Linked DNA regions of Homo sapiens: region 1 is linked to region 2. A link is a contact called in ENCODE Hi-C data. All regions are on one chromosome and are shown on one strand. The core of a region is the stretch at or near the end of the contact, and the rest is flanking DNA. Distances in the headings are between cores, read along the strand shown.

Region 1 (5,342 bases), core at 491-2,990, 540 kb before region 2:
TCCGTCTCAAAAAAAAAAAAAGTGAAGTAATATTGGGGAAGGCATTATTCTTACTTTATAGCTAGAAAATAAAAGCACAAACTGAATGAGCTGATTGCATATTCTTGATAAATACACATCTGTGCAGTACTCTTAAAATGTCTAGTTCAGCTCTTGTAGTATCTAAGTCAAGTGTATAGTATCACAATAATAAAATATAAAAATGTTGTGTCCCATGACTACTTAGTATAGATTCGGGAAATGTGTTTAGTTGTCATATAAAAGGAAAATGCAGTTTAAAATAATTTCAGTAATTGCATTCTTGAGTTTTCTGTCCTCCCTGGTACCATGAAACTGGAGATCTTTGGAGACCTATCACAGAACATGTACTGGAATTGTTTGTGTGTGGAGTAAAGGCAGCTGTTTGTAGCCATCTAGTTGGGAACTGTCTTTCCTTGGATAGTTAGCTACTCTGTTGGTGTGTGGTGTAACACTTACCTGTTGCTGGCACGTAGTCAGTGATTTCTGTCATGTATAAGTAGGCCTTGCCATTGTCAGCAGGTAATGATCCTGGAAAGACCAACTTCTGTTAATGTAATCCACAATCTAGTGAGGGGATTATAGCTATCAAACATATTTCTCAGTCCACTTTTTAAGAAGTAGTCATTTAGGCTGGGTGCAGTGGCTCAGGCCTGTAATTCTAGCTCTTTGGGAGGCTGAAGCTGTAGGATTGCTTGAGGTGGAGTGTGAGACCCACCTGGGCAACATAGGGAGACCCTACCTCTACAAAAAATAAAAAAGCTGGATGTGGTAGCACATGTCTGTAGTCCCAGCTCTTGGGAGGCTGAGGCAGAAGGATTGCTTGAGCCCGGGAGTTCGAAGTTGCGGTGAGCTATTATTACGTCATTGTACTCCAGCCTGGGTGACAGAGCAAGACCCTGTCTCTTTAAAAAAAAAAAAAAAAAAAAAAAGCCTGGACATGGTGGCTCGTGCCTGTAATCCTAGCACTTTGGGAGGCCAAGGTGGGCGGATCAGTTGAGGTCAGGAGTTCAAAACCAGCCTGGCCAACATGGTGAAACCCTGTCTCTACTAAAAATACAAAAAATTAGCCAGGTATGGTGGCACGTGCCTGTAATCCCAGCTACTGGGGAGGCTGAGGCAGGAGAATCCCTTGAATCTGGGAGGTGGAGGTTGCAGTGAGCTGAGATCGCACCACTGCACTCCAGCCCGGGCTACAGAGCAAGAGTCTGTCTCAAGAAAGCAAGCAAACAAACAAACAAAAAATCAGGTCCGGAGTGGTGGTGGCTTACACCCTGTAAGTCTAACACTTCGGGAGGCCAAGGCTGGCAGATCACTTGAGCCCTGGAGTTCAAGACCAGCCTAGGCAACATGGCAAAACCTCATTTCTACAAAAAATACAAAAATTAGCTGGGTGTGGTGGCGCATGCCTGTAGTCCCAGCTGTTTGTGAGGCTGTGGTTGGAAAATTGAGCCAGGGAGGTCAGGGCTGCAGTGAGCTGTGATCATGCCACTGCACTCTAGCCTGGGCAACAGAACGAGATCCTATCTCAAAAAAAAAAAAAAAAAAGAATCAGTCATTCATACTTCAAGAGTTTTGGAATTTGTAGTGAATAAAAGTATGAGATGGAAAATGTGACTGCAGGCAGGGTCTGGTAACAGGGTAGTGTGGTTGTTGCAAGGGGTGTTTTGGGTAAGGACAAAGAATCTCTGAAGGGAAGAAGAATTTTGTTTGGTTAGTAGGTGTTAGGTGCTTACTCATACCAATAAGAATCGAAATTAAATTCTGTGTGTCAACATTGTATTTCCCTCTGTCCTAAGACATAGTGTTTCCCAGATAGTGAGTCATATACTGGGACTGTAGTTCGTCATATACACTAGATAGGTATGGGAGCAGTGTTTATAAGAAGTTCATTTGGGTGTTTTTAAATGGGTAAGTAAATCTTCCTTTGTTCTTAGGGTTTCTTTCGGAGAAGTATTCAACAAAACATCCAGTACAAGAAGTGCCTGAAGAATGAAAACTGTTCTATAATGAGAATGAATAGGAACAGATGTCAGCAATGTCGCTTCAAAAAGTGTCTGTCTGTTGGAATGTCAAGAGATGGTATGTTCCCAGTTTAAAGAGTGTTCCTAAAGTGTATGGAGCTTGGCTTTTATTCCTCATCATGAACCAGAGCTATAAACCGGTTACCAAGGACCCTCTTGTATTTAAGGTGAAGCAGAAAACATATTTTCATGCTTTACAGGACACCAAATTGATTAAAGTCGTATTTTAGCATTATCATCCCAGAAACAGTTTTTGGCTAAACTTCTGTTGTTGTTGCTTCTTCTAAAAAGAGCCATTTTTTTTCTGTGCAATTTGATTACTTTTTATTTTTTCCTAAAACCAATGGAGTTTAAAAACATTTTTTATATGGCCGGGCATGGTGGCTCACGCCCGTAATCCCAACACTTTGGGAGGCTGAGGTGTGTGGGTCACTTTAGGTCAGGAGTTCCAGACCAGCCATGGTGAAACCCCATATCTACTAAAAATGCAAAAAAAAATTAGCTGAGCGTGGTGGCATGCACCTGTAATCCCAGTTACTCGGGAGGCTAAGGCAGGAGAATAGCGTGAACCCAGGAGGTGGAGGTTGCACTGAGTTGAGATCGTGCCACTGCACTCTAACCTGGGTGACACGGTGACACTCTGTCTCAATGTAGCCTCTATCTCCCAGGTTCAAGTGATTCTCCTGCCTCAGCTTCCTGAGTAGCTGGGATTACAGGTGCCCGCCACCACACCTGGCTAATTTTTGTATTTTTAGTAGAGATGGGGGTTTCACCATGTTGACCAGGCTGGTCTCGAACTCCTGACCTCAAGTGATCCACCTGCCTCGGCCTCCCAAAGCGCTGGGATTACAGGTGTGAGCCATCAGGCGTGGCCAGGAGTTTTTTGAGTAACAGATTTCAGCAATTGATGTTTTGTTTTTTCAATTCCCTGAAATTTTTTTTATAGTGCTAAAAGTACTAATGCTATAAAAATAGTTGATGGATATTGTGATTGCCCTGAAAGAATAAAACTGACAATCATTTGTGAAGGGAGGAGTAGAGATAAAGTATCAAACATGATTAAGTTGTTTGTTTTTGGTAGCAATAATGTTAGAGGCTACAATTAGATTAACGAGGCTTTCTGGGCAAGTATACTGAATTTTTATTATCTCTGTGTAAATACTAGACTGTGAAAGAAGCTTTTCTTTCTCTCATGGATAGGATTATTGGAGACAAGACACCTTCTAAGACTAGCTTCTAAAAGAATAGAGGATGACTTATCTCATTTTTACTTATTTCACTGGTTTTAATTAAAATCTACCAAGTTTATTTTTCAGTAAGTGCATTTCTACTGATTGTGGAATTTTTTTTAAGGATTTTTTTTTTAAAGAGGCTGGAAAAGAAGACAGCAGATAATTTCATAGTTAGATCTTGAGAGCAAAGTTACAAAAATGAATTGACAAGGGCCAGGTGTTCAGGGAATGATTTCACCTACCAGATTCCATTAATGGTAATGGATGTGTGTAGCTGAATCACACATGCCTTGCTGGGAACAGTCCTCAGCTTTGTTAGTAAGGAGCTGTGTAGTAATACTGGTCTGCTTCAAACTGGTTTTCATTAGCTAATTTCATATTTCTTTTTTCTTTTTCTTTCTTTTTTTTTTTTTTTTTTTTTTTTAAGATGGAGTATTGCTCTGTCACCTAGGCTGGAGTGCATTGGCACCATCTCGACGCACTGCAACCTCTGCCTCCTGGGTTCAAGCGATTCTCCTGCCTCAGTCTCCAGAATAGCTGGGACTACAGGCGCCCGCCATCACACCTGGCTAGTTTTTGTTTTTTTAGTAGAGACGGGGTTTCACCATATTGGCTAGTCTGGTTTCGAATTCCTGACCTCAGGTGGTCCACCTGCCTCAGCCTCCCAAAGTGCTGTGATTAGAAGCATGAGCTACTGCACCCATCCGAATTTCCTATTTCTTTTCTTAGACTTTGCTTATAAAATACCTAGGAGGTAGATGTCCTTAACTTTGTTGTGGGGGGAAAATAGAAAATTTTCTCTCCCTCTCCTACTTCCTTTGGTGCATCAAGACCAGCAAGTTTAGAAAAATGTGGACCAGAGACATGTAGACTCATTCTTTATATGTATGACTAGAGGCCATAACTGTTGGATAATTTTGTGTTATTCTTTTATACAAAACAGGTCTTATTTAGAATATAGACGTTAAATATCTTTTTCTTCAATAGCTGTTCGGTTTGGTCGTATTCCTAAGCGTGAAAAACAGAGGATGCTAATTGAAATGCAAAGTGCAATGAAGACCATGATGAACAGCCAGTTCAGTGGTCACTTGCAAAATGACACATTAGTAGAACATCATGAACAGACAGCCTTGCCAGCCCAGGAACAGCTGCGACCCAAGCCCCAACTGGAGCAAGAAAACATCAAAAGCTCTTCTCCTCCATCTTCTGATTTTGCAAAGGAAGAAGTGATTGGCATGGTGACCAGAGCTCACAAGGATACCTTTATGTATAATCAAGAGCAGCAAGAAAACTCAGCTGAGAGCATGCAGCCCCAGAGAGGAGAACGGATTCCCAAGAACATGGAGCAATATAATTTAAATCATGATCATTGCGGCAATGGGCTTAGCAGCCATTTTCCCTGTAGTGAGAGCCAGCAGCATCTCAATGGACAGTTCAAAGGGAGGAATATAATGCATTACCCAAATGGTCATGCCATTTGTATTGCAAATGGACATTGTATGAACTTCTCCAATGCTTATACTCAAAGAGTATGTGATAGAGTTCCGATAGATGGATTTTCTCAGAATGAGAACAAGAATAGTTACCTGTGCAACACTGGAGGAAGAATGCATCTGGTATAGTGAAATCGATTTTTTGCTTACATTGTATCAGGGAAAGCTTTGAAAATTTTCTTTTATTCGGGAGATATGCTAACTTGGGGGGATGGTGTCAGGAAACCTAAGAAATTTACAGACTTAATTTTGTACAGTATTTTAGGTCAAATAATTTTAATAAACATCTTCTGATGAATGACCTAATTTCACACCCAGCTAGGTACAAGCATGTGATTTGATTGATCTGAGATTGGGATTAGGATTTTATGTAAAATATGATTCATGCAGAATTGGTCCTTTAATTCTTGGAAATCCCTTTGAAAATTTAAGCATTCTGGTTAATTAGTACCTTACTAGCTTTGGGATTTTCTCAAAGGGCCGAACTTTTCGCTTGCCATAGTTAGAAATTCTTTGATTTCTATAGAAAGAGGTTTTTTTTTTTTTTAACCATTATTATGCAAGAAGGTCTTTGG
Region 2 (5,236 bases), core at 1,925-4,424:
TTGGTCCACTTAGGGCTGCCATTGCCAGAGGCACTGCCAGGACCTGCTGAGTGAGAAGACACTGCCATCACCCAGTGAAGTCTAGTCCCTGGAATTTCACTCTTAGCACTGGCAATGCTTCTGGAACTCATAAAGATTCTGCTGAAATTCAGGGAGTTGAAGGTCAATGTCTTCCAGGGATCAAGGTAACATGTCAGAAAAATTCTGCTGCTGAGGATTTCCATGTATTCAAGGCAAATGCCCTTAGGAGGAACTCGCAGAAATAGCTCTTTGCATTGTCACTACACAGAATGGAAGACCAGCTTTTATTTCGAAAAGAAAGAGAGAGAGAGAAAAATAAAGAGTGAACCATATAAGCATGGAATGTGTGCAACACACACATACACATGCACACACAGAATAGATCTTGGCATGCCCAACTGGCACCCACTTAGGATGTGTAGTCAGGTATTTTTGAGAACATAATATTTGGACACAATCATTAATTTATTCACCAAAGAGTTATCCAGCACCTACTGTGTGCCAAGTATTGTTCTAGATGCTGGAAAATAAGAGTGAGTGAGGCAGTCAAGAGTCCTGTGCTCATGGATTCGATATTCTAGGCAAGGATACAGGCGATCAACAAGCATCAATTGAAATGAACAATTCAGATTGCAAATACAATAAAGGAAAGAAAAAGAAGAACAAAACAAACAAACAAAGAGAAAAACCAGTGTGATGGGTCTGAAAAGGAATGAGGGACCGCCTTTGCTCAAGTGGTCAGGGAAGGGCTTTCTAAGAAGGTGACACGTAATCTTACACTAGAATGAGAAGACCAGGGCGAAGAAACCAATCACCTTTACTCTGATTTCCATCAAAAAGATGGGCTTACTAAAAAAAGAAACATGCAATACCATTTGTGGCTCCACACAACTCATGCTTTAAACAACTGCAAAAACCCCAGGAGAGGAAAGGAATCCACAGCTTTCTCTGCTTTTAAGGCGATTTTAAGAAATCACCTTTCCCAAAGATAATGGATTAAAAAGTTGTCTTAATTCATCTCTAATTATGGCAGAATTTACTACAAAGAAACTGAAAGGAGATACATGGAATATTCATTCCTCTACATAATGTCAGTTGCTTTATGTAACAATATTCCAATGTCAATAAAAGTATACCTTTGCATTGTAATGCCAACAGGAATTATTTCACTTTAAAAAACCAGTTCTGTAGCTATACTCAGTATTATTTATTTTTCACTGGCTATAAAATAAAGCCAAACTGTATTTACTAGCAGATGGTCTCACTTCCAATATATAATAAACCTCTGAGATCAGGTAAAAATAGATTCTGTTAGTATTTCTTTAACATGCTCAAATTATAAATGATCGTTCACCAATGTCTTTGTATAAAACACTCCAAACAAATCACTTGGTACTGGATTTCTGTTTGACTCAATTAAAACACTTAGCCACCTGGCATGAAAACATCCTAAAAACATCAACTGCTTAAAATACTTTGCACTGAAACACGTTTTTCATTGTTTCCTAGCCTCTGACTGATTTCGGAATTAGAAAGAATTAAGCAGAAGTGAATTGGGGAGCAGGTCAGTCACTGAATATTCAGAATGAATCATGAACACGTTAAAATGCAATTTTTATTTCTTTGCAGTGCATTGCATGCTATACATTCTTACAATTTAAATAAGCATACTAAACTAAAGCCAAATAATGTGAAGATTGCCCAACAGGTCTACATTACCTAATACATTTATCATTATATAAACTGCTGTGCTTGATATTAATACACTGTGCAAGGAATGCTTAATTTCTTGAACTTCCACACAGGTCTTTAAAACTGAATCTCACTAGTACCCAAGACCAATAATGTGCTGAGGAAGAAGGTATTTCAAATATATTTACTGATTACACAGTGTTTGAATCTTCAAAAATTCTAAATTTATGTGGACAAAGGAGAATGGAGAATCTGAACTTGGCTGTTCATGCAAACTCTTTCCTTTCTTTGACTCACTTTATGAATTGTTATGTTTCTAGATCCTTCTTTTAAAATTTTCCATTTGGGGAAACTTGTACATTTAAAAAAAATTCATCTCATTTTCTCCCTCCCCCTCCTTAAAATAAATAAGAAGGCTTAAGAATTAACACTAATAATAATCCCACAATGGTCATTGGGAAATCCTCCCCCAAAGTGACAACTGCCGCTAAGAAGGGCAAAATCCACTAAGAATGAAAATTCCCCCAAATGAGTCCTTCTCCGAGGGGGTGGAGGTCACACAGTTGGCACAATTGGTATCACAACCAACTCGAGGAGACCCAGAGGAAGATGCTGCGCCAAGAGAAGCAAAGCGAAGGAGCGCGACCCAGGAGGCTAGCGAAATCCCCGCCAAGCCCCCAGGAGGCGGAGAGAAGCCCAGTCGCCAGGCACCGGCCACGGCGCACGCCAACATCCAGGATAATTCTCCTTTCCAAGCCCGGGAGTTCCGGGGCAGGCGAAAAAGGGGGGATGGGAGACCCACAGTCCCTTTAACCCTCCCCCCTGGCCTGCCAACCTTTTCCGAACCCCCATGTCACACAACTTCCTCATCATGGAAACTTCCACTGGGTTCGGCGCTGAGGATGCCAAACTCCATTTCACAAGGAACATGTCAACAGCTGGGCTTGGGGTTTGAGGAACAGAGCCGCTGCGATTGGAACAGAGCCCGGCCACCCTGTTCCACCACTGTCCACTCCGTAGCTCCCAGCCTGCCGCCGCGCGGTGCCCGAACACGAGAGGGCACCTCCTCCCAGATCCGGGGCGCAGAAGCCCCGCGGAGGCAGGTAATCAGGCTGATGACACCCCCACCACCCACGCTCACCCGCCTGCCCGCCCGCGCGCGCTCGGCTTAGCCGCCCGCACCCCTCCGGGTTCTTGCGACGCTCCGTCACCATCCCGCCCACCCTGTGGACAGTTGGAACTGTCGCCCCCTCCTCCTCTCACCCCGCTGCCTCCGCGCGGTCCTCTAGCCAAATTACCAGTGCCCTGGAGCCGGTTGGGTTGAGCGCCCCTGCCCGGGGAAGGTAGCCTGCGGGCTCTTGCCCCGAGCCCGCGGAGCAGGAGGTCTCTTTTCCAAGCGCACTCACATTATTCATGCAAAGTTAATCCCCGCCGCGTCACGGCCGCCCGCCCGAGGATGTGCGCCTTCCTTGGCCAAGCCCCGCAGTCTCCACCCTCCTCCGCCCCCTCCTCCCGGCGGCGGGGTCCCGGGGAGCGCCGGCGACTGGGCGTCGCGCGAGTCCTGCAAAATGTCAACTCCTTGGGCGAAGAGAGGCGGCCGCAGCCAGGGCCGCGCCGCACCTCCCCGGTCTCTCCACTTTTATAGGCGTAGGAAGCTACTGCGGCTGGGGCACCAGAGTCCCCGCCTCTCCGGGTCCCCCGCGTGCCCGGCCCGCCCCGGCCCGCTTCCCGGGCGCTGTCTTACTCCGGGCCCGGGGCGCCTGCTCCGCGCCGCGTCTGCGAACCGGTGACCTGGTTTCCCCTCCAGCCCTCACGGCTGTCCGACTTGCGCGGCGGTGGCGGCGGCGGCCAAGAGCAGGCAAACCCGGCTCCGCCAGGGGCGCAGCGAGGAAATGGCCTCCTGGCGCACACCCCGCCGCCGCCGCCAGCCATCGCCACCGCCCCGGGCTGCCCAGCCGGTACAGACGCCCCCTGCCAGGCTCCGGGCCAGCGCTCCGACGCGCTCACAGCGCCCGGCTTGCCGACCCCGACCCCGACCCCGAGTCCTACGCACTCGAGGTCCCCGGGCCGGCCGCCTCCGCACCTGCCTCCCCAGGTGTGGGCGCTCCCCCTCCTCCTAATCCCGGCCGTGCCCTCCCAGGGTTGGTGACGGTGCTGTGGGTTTGGTGGCCGCGCGTCCACCCACCCGATTGCCTGCGCGCATAGGTGCGGGTTTGGGCGTCATTACTCTAGTTGGAGAAGAGGAAAGAATGGGGAACGAGTGACACCGGGACCGGAGGGCGAGTCTTCCAGGAGCACGTCTCGGCCTTCTTTGCCCGGCCCGACCGGCCCGACCCGTGCCGCAGCGCTCCTCCCTCCGCTCCTAAACCACTTGTGGCGCGTGTCGGGAATACAGGGCGCTCTGGCTCTTCTTGGGGCCTCCGCTGGTCCGACCATCTGGCAGCTCTCTTAACCACCACGGCCACCCCACGAATGGAAGTTTGGGACGTGCCTGGGTTGCCCTTAAGGAGGACACCCCCGCCCCCACCGCCATTATGCATATCGTGGGAGAGGCGCGTACAGGGCTGAGACACTCCTCAGGTCCCAGAACGGCCGCCCTATTAATTTGTCTTTGCCCTGGAAATGTATAGATAAAACCAGGAAGACAAAAATAATGTATACTCTTCAAGAGATCTTTCCCGGGCAAATATAGGTCTCTCAAATGCCCCCGACCTTAAGTCCTGGAGACCAGGAAGAGACTTGCTTTCTGAGCTAGAAGGATACTTGGGAAATACCGAGTCCTCACTCAGCTAAAAGGTAGTCAATAAGGAACTATAGTTGCAACAAAACTACTTTGACAACAGAGTACAATTAATTTCTTATAGACAGTATTAAAATAATTCCGACATCATAATTTAATATTCACATCTATTCGTGTAACACGCAGTATAATAGAGTTATGACGATATGGATCCTCAGCTGCCTGACAATGTATAGGTTATTTATTGGAAGGTTCTCTAGATTTCCAGCCAGTGACATGTATGTTTTATTCTCGCTTCTTCTGAGCGTCCCAGGGAAAGGGGTGAGAGGCCCCCCACCCCTGCTGACAGCATTAACAACCACCCCGCTGGATAAGCAGGGTTTCACTGATGCACTTTTAAGAAAGTTGCAGGCCCCAGAGACCCCATTTCCCTTTGGTCCTCGGTGAGAAGTCCGTGCTTTCTTCTCTACTCTTAATAAGTCTGCACCATAGGACTTGCAGGCTTCTGTAGTTGGAGAGCTGTTCTCCTTTGCAGGGAAGTTCCTGGGCTTTGCTCCAAAGCTGCCCCGGAATGTTTTGGTTGGTTTGGAGAAAAGCTGTGGCGTCTACACCACTTGTTCCAAGCAGGCGGCCCCCTGGTGGCTAACGGGGGGTGAGAAAGCTGGCCACTGAGGAAGAAGTCTGGCGCAGGTAGGCCCCAACAGTTGACAACCTAGTCTTCGGGTCTTCTTCACAGCGTGTGAACAGCTTAGTATTACCGCGGGGGGGCGGGAGGGGGTTGGG

What was found. Hi-C counts contacts between places; a loop is a spot of excess contacts on that map. Pooled maps may share reads with other maps.
Region 1: a pooled map of gastrocnemius medialis shows a loop between it and region 2 (1.9-fold over the local background). The contact joins the enhancer-like site here to the promoter of THRB in region 2. A Hi-C loop is called at or near these places in 1 of 50 pooled maps.

What each region holds. Positions count from the first base shown.
Region 1 is chr3:23,957,716-23,963,057 of GRCh38, forward strand. NR1D2 (nuclear receptor subfamily 1 group D member 2) reads left to right here. Exons shown (of 8, transcript NM_005126.5): 4 at 1,956-2,100; 5 at 4,262-4,890. Among named protein-coding and RNA genes, the nearest start is that of NR1D2, 15 kb to the left of the region's middle. Within about 2 kb of position 1,741, at least 6 of the 41 ENCODE cell types and tissues checked have a DNase peak (open chromatin) inside an H3K27ac peak, as active enhancers do.
Region 2 is chr3:24,491,676-24,496,911 of GRCh38, forward strand. It overlaps THRB (thyroid hormone receptor beta), which reads right to left and starts at 3,175. Exons shown (of 11, transcript NM_001354712.2): 1 at 2,977-3,175. THRB-AS1 (THRB antisense RNA 1) reads left to right here and starts at 2,412. Exons shown (of 2, transcript NR_046244.1): 1 at 2,412-2,816. RefSeq lists a silencer at 4,953-5,158.